Regions from separate parts of the Homo sapiens genome. Here region 1 is linked to region 2. Evidence: chromatin loops called from intact Hi-C (ENCODE). Cell type or tissue: CD14-positive monocyte. All regions are shown on one strand. Links, peaks and the distances in the headings refer to the core of each region. The heading gives the core; the rest is flanking DNA.

Region 1 (6,452 bases), core at 568-3,067, 110 kb after region 2:
GGTCTATTGCAAATGAGAACTCGACGTCCCTTCTTCAAAACGTAAGGAATTTCAAATTGGTGACAGCTGAGCGTTAACAGAAGCGTGGTGGCCAGGCACAGTGGCTCATTCCTGTGATCCCAGCACTTTGGGAGGCCAAGGCCGGCCGATCACCTGAGGTTAGGAGTTTGAGACCAGCCTGGCCAATATGGTGAAACCCCGTCTACTAAAAATACAAAAATTAGCCGGGCGTGGTGGCACATGCCTATAATCTCAGCTAATCAGGAGGCTGAGGCAGGAGAATGGCTTCAACCCGGAAGGTGGAGAATGCAGTGAGCTGAGATCGCACCATTGCACTCCAGCCTGGATGACAGAGTAAGTCTGCATCTCAAAAAAACAAACAAACAAAATTCCATCCCAATAACCCTTAAAAAAAACTTTTGCGTTCTGACTTTATTTCTTCTTGTTTTCTTATTTTCAATGGAATTCATTCTACTGTTTTCACATTTACCATTCAGGGATATTTGGACAGAATTACATGGCCACAGGTCAACCACTATGACCATAATTCCCTTTCTAAGAATGAGGAAGGATGTGGTCAGTGGGGTTTTTTCATATTATGTTACTGCTTTGCAAGATGACACTTTTTGTTAATTTTTATTTCTTATATTTATTATTTTGGATGCTATTGTGAATGTATGAACTGTTTCTCCATTTTCGTATGTATTTATTTATTTTGAGATGGAGTCTGGCTCTGCCATCCAGGCTGGAGTGCAGTGGCACGATCTCGGCTCACTGCAACCTGTGCCTCCCAGGTTCAAGCGATTCTCCTGCCTCAGCCTCCTGAGTAGCTGGGATTACAGGTGTGCACCACCATGCCTGGCTAATTTTTGTTTGTTTGTTTTTTAGTGGAGACCAGTTTCCCCATGTAGGCCAGGCTGGTCTCCAACTCCTGATCTCAAGTAACCTGCCTGCCTTGGCCTCCCAAAATGCTGAGATTACAGGCGTGAGCCACCACGCTCAGCCTCTCCGTTTATTTAGATCTTTAACTTCTCAGCATCTTTTGTAATTTTTAGTATACACGTCCTTTATTTCTTTTATTAAATTTCTTCCCACTCATTTTATTACTTTGGAGGCTTTGTAAATAAAATTCCTCTCCTCACTTCGTTTTTAAATTATTGTTCATTAGTATACAGACACATGATTGATTTTGCTGAATGTCTCCCATCCTGCTAGGAATGTATTGCACTTTTCAACCAGAGCTTCCATTTAGTTTTAGGTTTTAATAATTTCACAGGATAGCATTGTGCTCACTGGTTGCTTCATGTAATTAATATTTCTATTAGCCAGGCGTGATGGCACATGCCTGTAATCCCAGCTACTCGGAAGCCTGAGGTAGGAGAATTGCTTGAATCCAGTAGGCAGAGGTTGAGGTTATCCGAGATCGCGCCATCGCACTCCAGCCTGGGCAACAAGAGTGAAACTCCGTCTCAAAAAAAAAAAAAAATACATACACACACACACACACACACACACACACACACACCCCTTTGTGGATTTATTGGGGTCTGGATTGCCATCCTTCAGATTTCTTGCTCTAGCCTAACGGCTCTGTTGTTGTTCAATGCAAGTTTTATTTTTTATTTTATTTACATTTTAGCAGCTTTGTTTAGCTATAATTGTTCTACTAAAAAACCCTCTCACTTAATGTACACAATTAGATGAATTTGGACACGTGCAACCCCTTGGAAGACATTCACGTGCATGCGTTGTTGGGTTTTTGCTTCTCACAAGAACGTATTTCAGGCATTTCCATCTCCACGCTACACATGGGGAAATAGAGGCTCACAGAGGAGAAAGGACGTGGTCCAGGTCACCTGTCCCTGGTCCTCCAGGCTGAGGAGCAGAGAGACCACCCACCTTGGGGCTTCAAGGGTTTGACACGTATCTTGAGTGCCCTCTTGTGGTCCCAGTGGAGAAACTCCCTGTTTAGTTCTGTTCTTTTCCATCTGTCATTCACTTTTCTCATTCAGTATTTGTTGGTCCTGTCCTGTGTGCCAGACACTGTTTGAGGCTCTAGCGGTCCATCAATATGCAAAACATCCTTGCCATCGAGGAGCTTATATTCTTTTTTTTTTTTTTTTGAGATGGAGTCTCGCTCGTCTCCCAGGCTGGAGTGCAGTGGCGCGATCTCGGCTCACTGCAACCTCCGCCTCCTGGGTTCAAGCGATTCTCCTGCCTCAGCCTCCCGAGTAGCTGGGATTACAGGCATGCATCACCACGCCCCGCTAATTTTTTGTATTTTTAGTAGAGATGGGGTTTCATCGCATTAGCCAGGATTGTCTCCATCTCCTGACCTCGTGATCTGCCCACCTCGGCTTCCCAAAGTGCTGGGGATGACAGGCCTGACCCAGAACGCCCAGCCGAGGAGCCTATATTCTTGCAGAAGGAGACAGACAGTAACCCTTGGGCATAATAAGCACATTCACAGCTTACTAGAAGGTGAAAATGATCTGGATAAATGAGAAAGTGCAGCAGTGGTCCAGTGGTCTGGAGTGTGCAAAGTTCAGCAGGGGGAACAGTGTGGTGGATGCAGACTGAGAGCCAGGGAAAGGGAAGAGGCCATGACTACCCTGAGTGAGCTGGAAGGAAACACGAATCACTCCAAGTAGAACACCCCTTCACTGAGGATTCTTCTTCCCAAACTTCCTCTAGAAAGCTGAGCTGCCACTCACCACAGGGAAGGCTCAGCCCATTAGACTTCAAACGTCCTCAGCAATTCCCTGCCCACCTCTTTCTAGGAGTCAAGATTCCTCCATCCTGATCTAGACCAGCATCTGGTGACCCCTAGAAACCTGTCCTGGAAGCCTCACAAGGCTCTTCACACTCAGTTTGTGATATGATGACCCCAGAGTTGTGCAGTGCACAACCTACGCAGCTGGACATGATGGGCCTGGCGCTCTTCCTCTGTGCTCCCACTGAGCTCTGTGCTGACTATGTCATTCCACTGGGTGGTGCCATGTCAACTTCCCTCCTCTCCTCTCAATATCCTGTAAGCTCTTTAAGGATAAGATAGGATCAAAGTTCCATCCATGTCCCTGCTACTCAGAAGAGGGGCTGAAACATTTAAAAGGGAAACGTTGGAACCCCCTCAATAGCACTAGACTTAAGAAAACAAATTGCCGGGTAGTGATGATTAGATTGCTATAAAAGTCTGAATAATTACAAAAAGATTCTAGGAACTGGTGTATAATTATGTAGGGGCACTGGCAGTATGTACTCACTGAAATCAGCTAAGGAATCATGGTGCAGTCTCAGGAACCAGCTGGGCACAGTGGCTCAGGTCTGTAATCCCAGGACTTTGAGAAGCTGAGACGCGTAGATTGCTTGAGTCTAGGAGTTCAAGACCAGCCTGGGCAACATGGCGAAACCCTATCTCTACACAGTTAGCTGGGCATGCTGGCACACACCTGTAGTCCCAGCTACTCAGAAGGATGAGGCAGGAGAATTGCTTGAACCCGGGAGGCAGAGGTTGCAGTGAGCTGAGATTGTGCCACTGCACTCCAGCCTGGGTGATACACTGAGACTCTGTCTCAGAAAAAAAAAAAAAAAAAAAAAAAGTTGGGAATGTATCCAGATGAACCAAAAAACCTAAAACCTTTCTTTGACCTTCCCTGTTCTTCCAGATACCTTATCTCTCTTTCCCTTCACAGAGGACACCCTGGGTTATCTGCTGACCCCTCCGCCTTTCCTGGCCTCCAATCTCTCTCTCTCTGGCCTTCTCCACTGCAATCTGACCTCTCCCTGCCCACCCCATTTGGGTCTGCTCTCACCCAGGCCCCCAGTGAACTCTGGATTCTTACTGAGTCCAGTGGACCTCACTCCCTCTTTTTTTTTTTTTTTTTAATCATACTTAGCCTGCTTTTGAGTCCACAAGGAAGGGACGGTGCATCTCCCACTCCAGGCTTCTGGGACACACCTCTCTCTTCCTCCCTCTTTGCTTTCCCAGGCTGCTGCCAGGGTATCATCCAGAGTTCCTTTCCCTTTTATCTCTCCATCGTTGCTCTTCTCGGCCACTTTCTCCCAGGCCTCTGCCCTTCCCGCTGTTCCATCCAGAACCAGCCACATAATTGGTGGGGTCTATTGCAAATGAGAACTCAGGATCCCTTCTTCAAAACGTAAGGAATTTCAAATTGGTGACAACTGAGCATTAAAAGAAGTGTGGTGGCCGGGCGCGGTGTCTCATTCCTGTGATCCCAGCACTTTGGGAGGCCAAGGCCGGCCGATCACCTGAGGTTAGGAGTTCGAGACCAGCCTGGCCAATATGGTGAAACCCCGTCTCTACTAAAAACACAAAAATTAGCCAGGTGTGGTGGCGCATGCCTGTAATTGCAGCAACTCAGGAGGCTGAGGCAGGAGAATCGCTTGAACCCGGGAGGTGGAGGTTTCAGTGAGCTGAGATCTCACCATTGGCACTCCAGCCTGAGCAACAGATAGAGACTCTGTCTAAAAAACAAACAAAAAGGCCAGGTGCAGTGGCTCACGCCGGTAATTCCAGCACTTTGGGAGACCGAGGCGGGCGGATCACCTGAGGTCAGGAGTTCAAGACCAGCCTGGCCAACATGGTGAAACCCCGTCTCTACTAAAAATACAAAAAGTAGCTGGGCGTGGTGGCGTGCGCCTGTAATCCCAGCTACTGGAGAGGCTGAGGCGGGAGAATTGCTGGAACCCGGGAGGCAGAGGTTGCAGTGAGCCAAGATCTTGCCTTTGACACTCCAGCCTGAGCAACAGAGTAAGGCTTTGTCTCAAAAACAAACAAAAAAAGAAAGGTGCAGGGCCCTCCGAGCATGGGTCACTGGGCAACCCATGAAGCTGGCCCTGCTTTGGCCCCGCCCCCTCCCAGGACCTGACCTCTGAGGGGCACTGTGGTAGCAGAATAGCCCCACCCACCCCCGCACATGCAAGATGTCCACGCACAAATCCCTGCGACCCGTGAATAGGTCTGCAGATGCACTTAAAATTGTGGATCTTACGTCAGGGAGATTATCCTGGCGTGATGGTTAGTTGTTGTTGTTGTTGTTTTGGTTTGTTTGTTTTTTGGGTCTCGCTCTATCGCCCAGGCTGGAGTGCAGTGGCGGGATCTCGGCTCACTGCAAGCTCCGCCTCCCGGGTTCACGCCATTCTCCTGCCTCAGCCTCCCGAGTAGCTGGGACTACAGGCGCCCGCCACCATGCCCGGCTAATTTTTTGTATTTTTAGTAGAGACGAGGTTTCACCGTGTTAGCCAGGATGGTCTCGATCTCCTGACCTCGTGATCTGCCCGCCTCAGCCTCCCTAAGTGCTGGTGCTGGGATTACACACGTGACAAATAGATCTCTTATATACATATCTCTTTTTCTTTTTTTCGTCTTTTTTTTTTTTTTTTTTTTTTTTAGAGCGAGTCTTGCTCTGTTGTCCAGGCTGGAGTGCAGTGGCTCGATCTGGGCTCACTGCAACCTCCGCCTCCTGCGTTCAAGCGAGTATCCTGCCTCAGCCTCCCGAGTACCTGAGACTACACACCACTGCGCCCAGCTGATTTTTGTATTTTTTTAGTAGAGTCAGCGTTTCACCAAGTTGGCCAGGCTGGTCTTGAGCTTCTGACCTCAAGTGATCCACCCGCCTTGGCTTCCCAAAGTGCTGGGATTACAGGCGTGAGCCACTGCACTTGGCCTTTATATATATCTTAACGTATGTACATAATACATGTAATGAACCACTGGCACATGCTGCACACGGATGAACCTGCTTATGTGAAGGAAGTCAGATAGGTAAGGCTGTATGATGTGTGATTCCATTTATGCGAATGTCCAGAAGAGGTAATCCATGAATCAGAAAACAGGGGAGTGGTTTCCAGGGGCTGCAGAGAGCGGGGCATGGGAGTGACCGCTTAATAGGGTTTTCTTTAGGGGTGATGAAAATGTTTGGGAACTTGATAGAAAGGATGGCTACACAATTACCAGTGTACCAATTAGGTATGTTCCATTGGGAATGTACTAAATGTCACTGAACTGTACACCTTAAGATGGTTAATTCTGGCCCGATGCAGTGGCTCACACCTATAATCCCAGCACTTTGGAAGCCGAGGCAGGCGGATAACCTGAGGTCGGGAGTTCGAGACCAGCCTGACCAACGTGGAGAAACCCCGTCTCTACTAAAAATACAAAATTAGCTGGGCGTGGTGGCAGGCACCGGTAATCCCGGCTACTCAACAGGCTGAGGCAGGAGAATCGCTTGAACCTGGAAGGTGGAGGTTGCAGTGAGTGGAGATCGCGCCATTGCACTCCAGCCTGGGCAACAAGAACAAAACTCCGTCTCAATTAAAAAAAAAGAAAAAAAAAAGATGGTTAATTTTATGTTATGTGAATTTTACATCAATAAAAAATACTTAATAAAAGTCTGTAACATATATATATATATATATATAGTTTTTCTGAT
Region 2 (4,255 bases), core at 1-2,500:
TGACACCAGAGGGTCACGGGACTCCCCTGGGTGATCACAGAGCCTGGCTCAGCCCAGAGTGTGGGCTTGGGGAGGGTCCCTGGAAGGAAATCAGAGTTCAGATTCTAAGTCATTTCCCACCCAACATATCTCAGCTCTCAGCCCAGGACCCTCCAGATGCCCCCATCAGTCAGTCCAGAACTGCTATTCCCCATCCCCAGCTGCACGGGGGTGGCCCCTTGTCCCCAGTGAGGAGGAGGGACCTGGGAGAGCTGGGGACAGACTCACCTGCCTGCACGTGGGTCCGGGGGCCCAGACTCAGCCCTGGAAGAGAGTTCCCTGTGAGGAATTTGCCCCTGAAGCCTGGGCAGGTCCTCCCCTCCCTGGGATCTTTGTGAGCCCCTGGGGTCTCCTTAGGGACTAGAGGTCGGCTGTGGGGTGAGGTCCCTCCTAGGTTAGAAGCTCCCCTCCCTCTTCAAATCTCACTGAGACAGATCAGGACTGTGACGATGGGGGTCATAGCGTCTCCTCCCACTGCCCTGCTCTGCGGATGGATGAGCCCTCGGTGCTGGCAGGACAGAGACACACAGAGAGAAATAGCCTCCCCTCCTTCCCACCCAGTGTGGACACTCGGAGGCTGGGTCCTTCTCATGGGGTGTTGTCATCTGCAGCCACACAGGAAGCAGAACTACCCTACCAGGAGCCTGACTCTCATTCTTTTAGAGCTGAGGTGGGGGCAGGAACCAGGCCCTCTGCAGACATTTCAGACTGTAATGGGGTCTTTCCTGACCCCCAGCCACTGTCTGTCTGGTTTCTCCTCTTCTCACTGAGAGACGGGATGTAGCAGCAAATAGAACTGGTGCTTTCTGCGTCTGCCCTTCCAGATGAGGGTAACGGAGGCTTCCCTTTCCTTCTCACAGCCTCCCACATGGTCACCCTCCCTCCTTCAGCCATCCATCAGCTCAGCGTTGTGGGGTCCTTACCATGGCAGTCGTCCCTCCAGCCCTGGAGATGCTTCAGGGAAGACCAAGGTCCATGCTGCAGGCAGACTCAGATCAGCAGAGAAGCATCTCGCATCTGGCTGTGTAGCTCAGGTTGAGCTGCGTGTGGCAGTGAGCACAGAGGAGAAATGCAGGGAAATAGGGGAAGAAAAGTTGACTTCTTTCTTGACACTGGATTGTGGGTTTTCTTTCAACCAAATAGTCCCCTCTCAACTTCCCCTTTTTAAAATATTTTGCTACAGTGTCCACTCCCACCCGCTGGGAACAAACATCTGAGACTTTCCTGCCTCCTCGGTGCCCTTTGCTTACTTGGCCATCCCTCTGCACCTCAATCCCTGTTCAACGTTTTGAGAACAATGACTTATGTTTGAGCTTTGATTTGGGGAGTGGGGGAGGGAGTTGATATTTATTTGATGACTGGTTATCATCCGCTGCCTACATGACCTTGGTTTGTAATGTCCCATCACTGAGCCTCAGTTTCCTCCTTTGCAGATTGTTGTCATGAATCCCACTGGTCACAGTGGTTGTTGGGTCAGTGGTGCCTGGGACATTCGGAGGGGCTCATTTGTGCTTGATTTCCAGACCAGGGTAAGACCTGAACTGTTTGGGATGTGAAAGGATCTCGATGTTGGACCCCCCAGTCTGTGTAGATGATTGATGTGTCCACTCTGGATCTCACATCTGACCCTAATGGAGAAATGTACATGAGGCATTTCTGAAATACCCAGAGCATCAATGTCATGAGCAGAAAAAGAGGTGAGGAAGTTCCCAAGTGTAGGTGGATCCACAAGAAAGAACAGAGGCCAGAGGGTCCCAGGACCTTCAAGGGGTAATTAGAATGGAGTTTTCCACCACTGAATGGAGGTGGGAGAGGAACCTCGGGATCTGCAATGACAGTGAGGGCCTCAGGGCTCCAGACCAAGGTGGGAGGCTGCGTCCTCCAGCTACACCTGAGGCTGGAGTGGACCCCAAGCAGCCCAGAGGAATTCCATCAAAGGAGTGCACCAAACCGTCCAGTGATAGAGCTGCTGGGATTCCAAAGAAAGAAGCACTAAACACCAGGGTGTTCATAGAGCATTTGTTAGAGGGACTTCCATAGAGTGGGCCCTGCAGCATGTCCTGGAGGTAGACAAGGTGACACTGGGTGTTCTATCCAATGCTTTAACCTAAAATAACAAAACAAAACAAAAATCTAGAGAAAATTATCTCTAAGTACAGTTGTTCTTTGGTGTACAAGGGAACTGGCTCCAGTCCGTGGCCCACATGTCACAAAACCTGCCTGTACTCCAGCCCTGAAGCTGGCTCCACTGCACCATGTATAGGGAAAGTCTGCCATTCGTATACACAGGATTTGCATCCCACAAATGCCATAGTTATGATCCCCGTTTGGTTGAAGAGAGTGTGCATACAAGAGACCCCAGGAATTCAAGGCTGCATTGCTCCAGGGTTGCCTGGATTTTGCTTGTATTTGACAATGAGAAGCAAAGATTACAATCTGGAGTGCATGGCATGGCAAGACACAGTGCATCCGGAGAGGGAAGTGTGATGTTGTGATACACACTGGTTTTCACCCGCGGTTCCTGGCTTATAACTCCATACCACTGGTTACAGTCTTTTGTTAGAGTATTGGCTGTGTTAGGCCTTAGGGGAGGCCTCTGACCTCCTCCTGCCCTTCCTTCACCTGCCCAAGGCAAGACTCGAATGTTCCCTGCCTTTCTGATGGTGGCTCTTAAGACCCTCCCAGAAGATGGTCTCACCCTGTTCCTTGTGGGAGGAAATGCTGATGTCACGAAGCTCCTTAAAAGCCCAAGAGGACTGGGTTTCATGGGCTTCTGGATGGCTGAGCATGCGGAGGTTCCTGGAGCGTGGCGCCCAGGGAGGGCATAGATGCTCCGGTCCCTTCCCCCATGCCTCCTCCTATGAGTCTCTTCATCTGTGTCCTCTGCAGTGTGCTTTGTATTCAACCAGTAAACGTCAGTGTCTCCCTGAGTTCTGTGAGCTGCTACAGCAAATTAATCAAACCCAAAGAGGTGGTCATGGGATCCCCAACTTGAAGCCAGTCAGTCAGAAGTTCTGGAGGTCTGGACTTGGGAATGGTGTGTGGGGGCAATCTTGGAGAATGGGCCTTCAATCTGTGGGATCTGGGACTGTGTCTGGGTAGACAGCTCGGAGCCGACTTAGAGGACACCCAGCTGCTGTTCGCTATTGGGTCTGGGAAACAATCCCACACATCTGATCCTACAAGTCTCCTGTGTTGATGACTGTTGTGGTGTGAGAGTAGAGGAAAAACATCATAGAGAGAGCTCTCTGTACATAGAGAGGTAAAGGAAATTCTTATCAGCAACAAGGGAGAGGCTGACAGAGCTGCTTAGAAGCAGAGTTCCCTGGTTCCAGAGGTTCAAAGCCAGAGTTGCTGTCAGTCCATTGGAGGAGATGCCATTGCTGGGCAAGTATTCTCTCGAGAGCAGCCTATCTGCATTCCTGATGTCCTAAAGAATATCTAGTAATAAACCATGTCAAAGCAGGAGAGGGGTGAAAGACATGGAAGAGTTTCTTATGGGGTTTTTAAAAAAGTCCTTAGAAACAGTTCTTATCTGAGACCTGGCAACACGAGCCTCCTCTCCGTCAGGCCTTCCTGGCCCTGTGGGGTCTGAGTTTAACCAAAGTCATCTCATCCTTGCTCATGTGACTTTCCTACTGGGTATCTGCAGTGAAGGGATTGAGTTACAAAGTTTAACCTGAGCGTTTCAGGAGTTTGGTTCAGGGCAGGGTTTGTTTCTACATAATTAACAAAGGGTTAATTTTTCAGTGTTTTCTAGAAACAATCTAAGGTGCTTTATCAGTACCTGGGAATGCTCAAGACCTCAGCTTGAGTTCAAGCCTGCAGGTGAAAACAGGCATCTGTCCAGCCCACAGAGCAGTCATGGCACTTTGTCTTTCTCTCAGAACAAAGGAAAAAGTGGAGGAAACCGTGGGATCCTAGAGAGACTGTGGCTCCCTCTCTTCTGTATTTGTGGACAGAATCTGGGATTGCTTGGTTTGGTGACCCAGGCCACATTCAGCACTGAGCCACCTTCCCGGGTGTGCATGACACAGTCTCGCTTTATCACTGCTGGACCGGGCATCTTTGGCACTTGAATGTGAGGGTCTCATGGGCTCCACCATGCCAGGCATAACACAGAGCTGATTCTAAACTTGGGAGCATGGACACCGCAGGGCAGGAGCGGGTACAAAAATGCCCCTCATCAGTTTTCCTTCCTGAGTCATCCCTGGGA

Evidence for each region. Peaks named below come from ENCODE experiments on the same cell type or tissue, not always from the same donor. Only the 100,000 strongest peaks of a DNase experiment are listed, where the experiment ranks them.
Region 1: a loop joins it to region 2, with 1.8 times the contacts of the local background. A loop is called at or near these places in 1 of 110 quality-filtered maps.

Annotation. Positions count from the first base shown.
Region 1 is chr19:54,474,357-54,480,808 of GRCh38, reverse strand. No RefSeq gene overlaps it. Among named protein-coding and RNA genes, the nearest start is that of CDC42EP5, 4.3 kb to the right of the region's middle. In CD14-positive monocyte, for the core only: CTCF peaks have their summits at 1,735 and 1,939 (motif pointing left); a DNase peak (open chromatin) is centred at 1,938; H3K27me3 peaks cover 2,295 bases.
Region 2 is chr19:54,590,489-54,594,743 of GRCh38, reverse strand. LILRA1 (leukocyte immunoglobulin like receptor A1) reads right to left here and starts at 1,112. Exons shown (of 10, transcript NM_006863.4): 1 at 963-1,112; 2 at 466-547; 3 at 268-303; 4 at 1-79. The coding sequence starts at 499. In CD14-positive monocyte, for the core only: no CTCF peak of the experiment used is centred there; DNase peaks (open chromatin) are centred at 643 and 1,163; H3K4me3 peaks cover 2,008 bases; H3K27ac peaks cover 2,012 bases.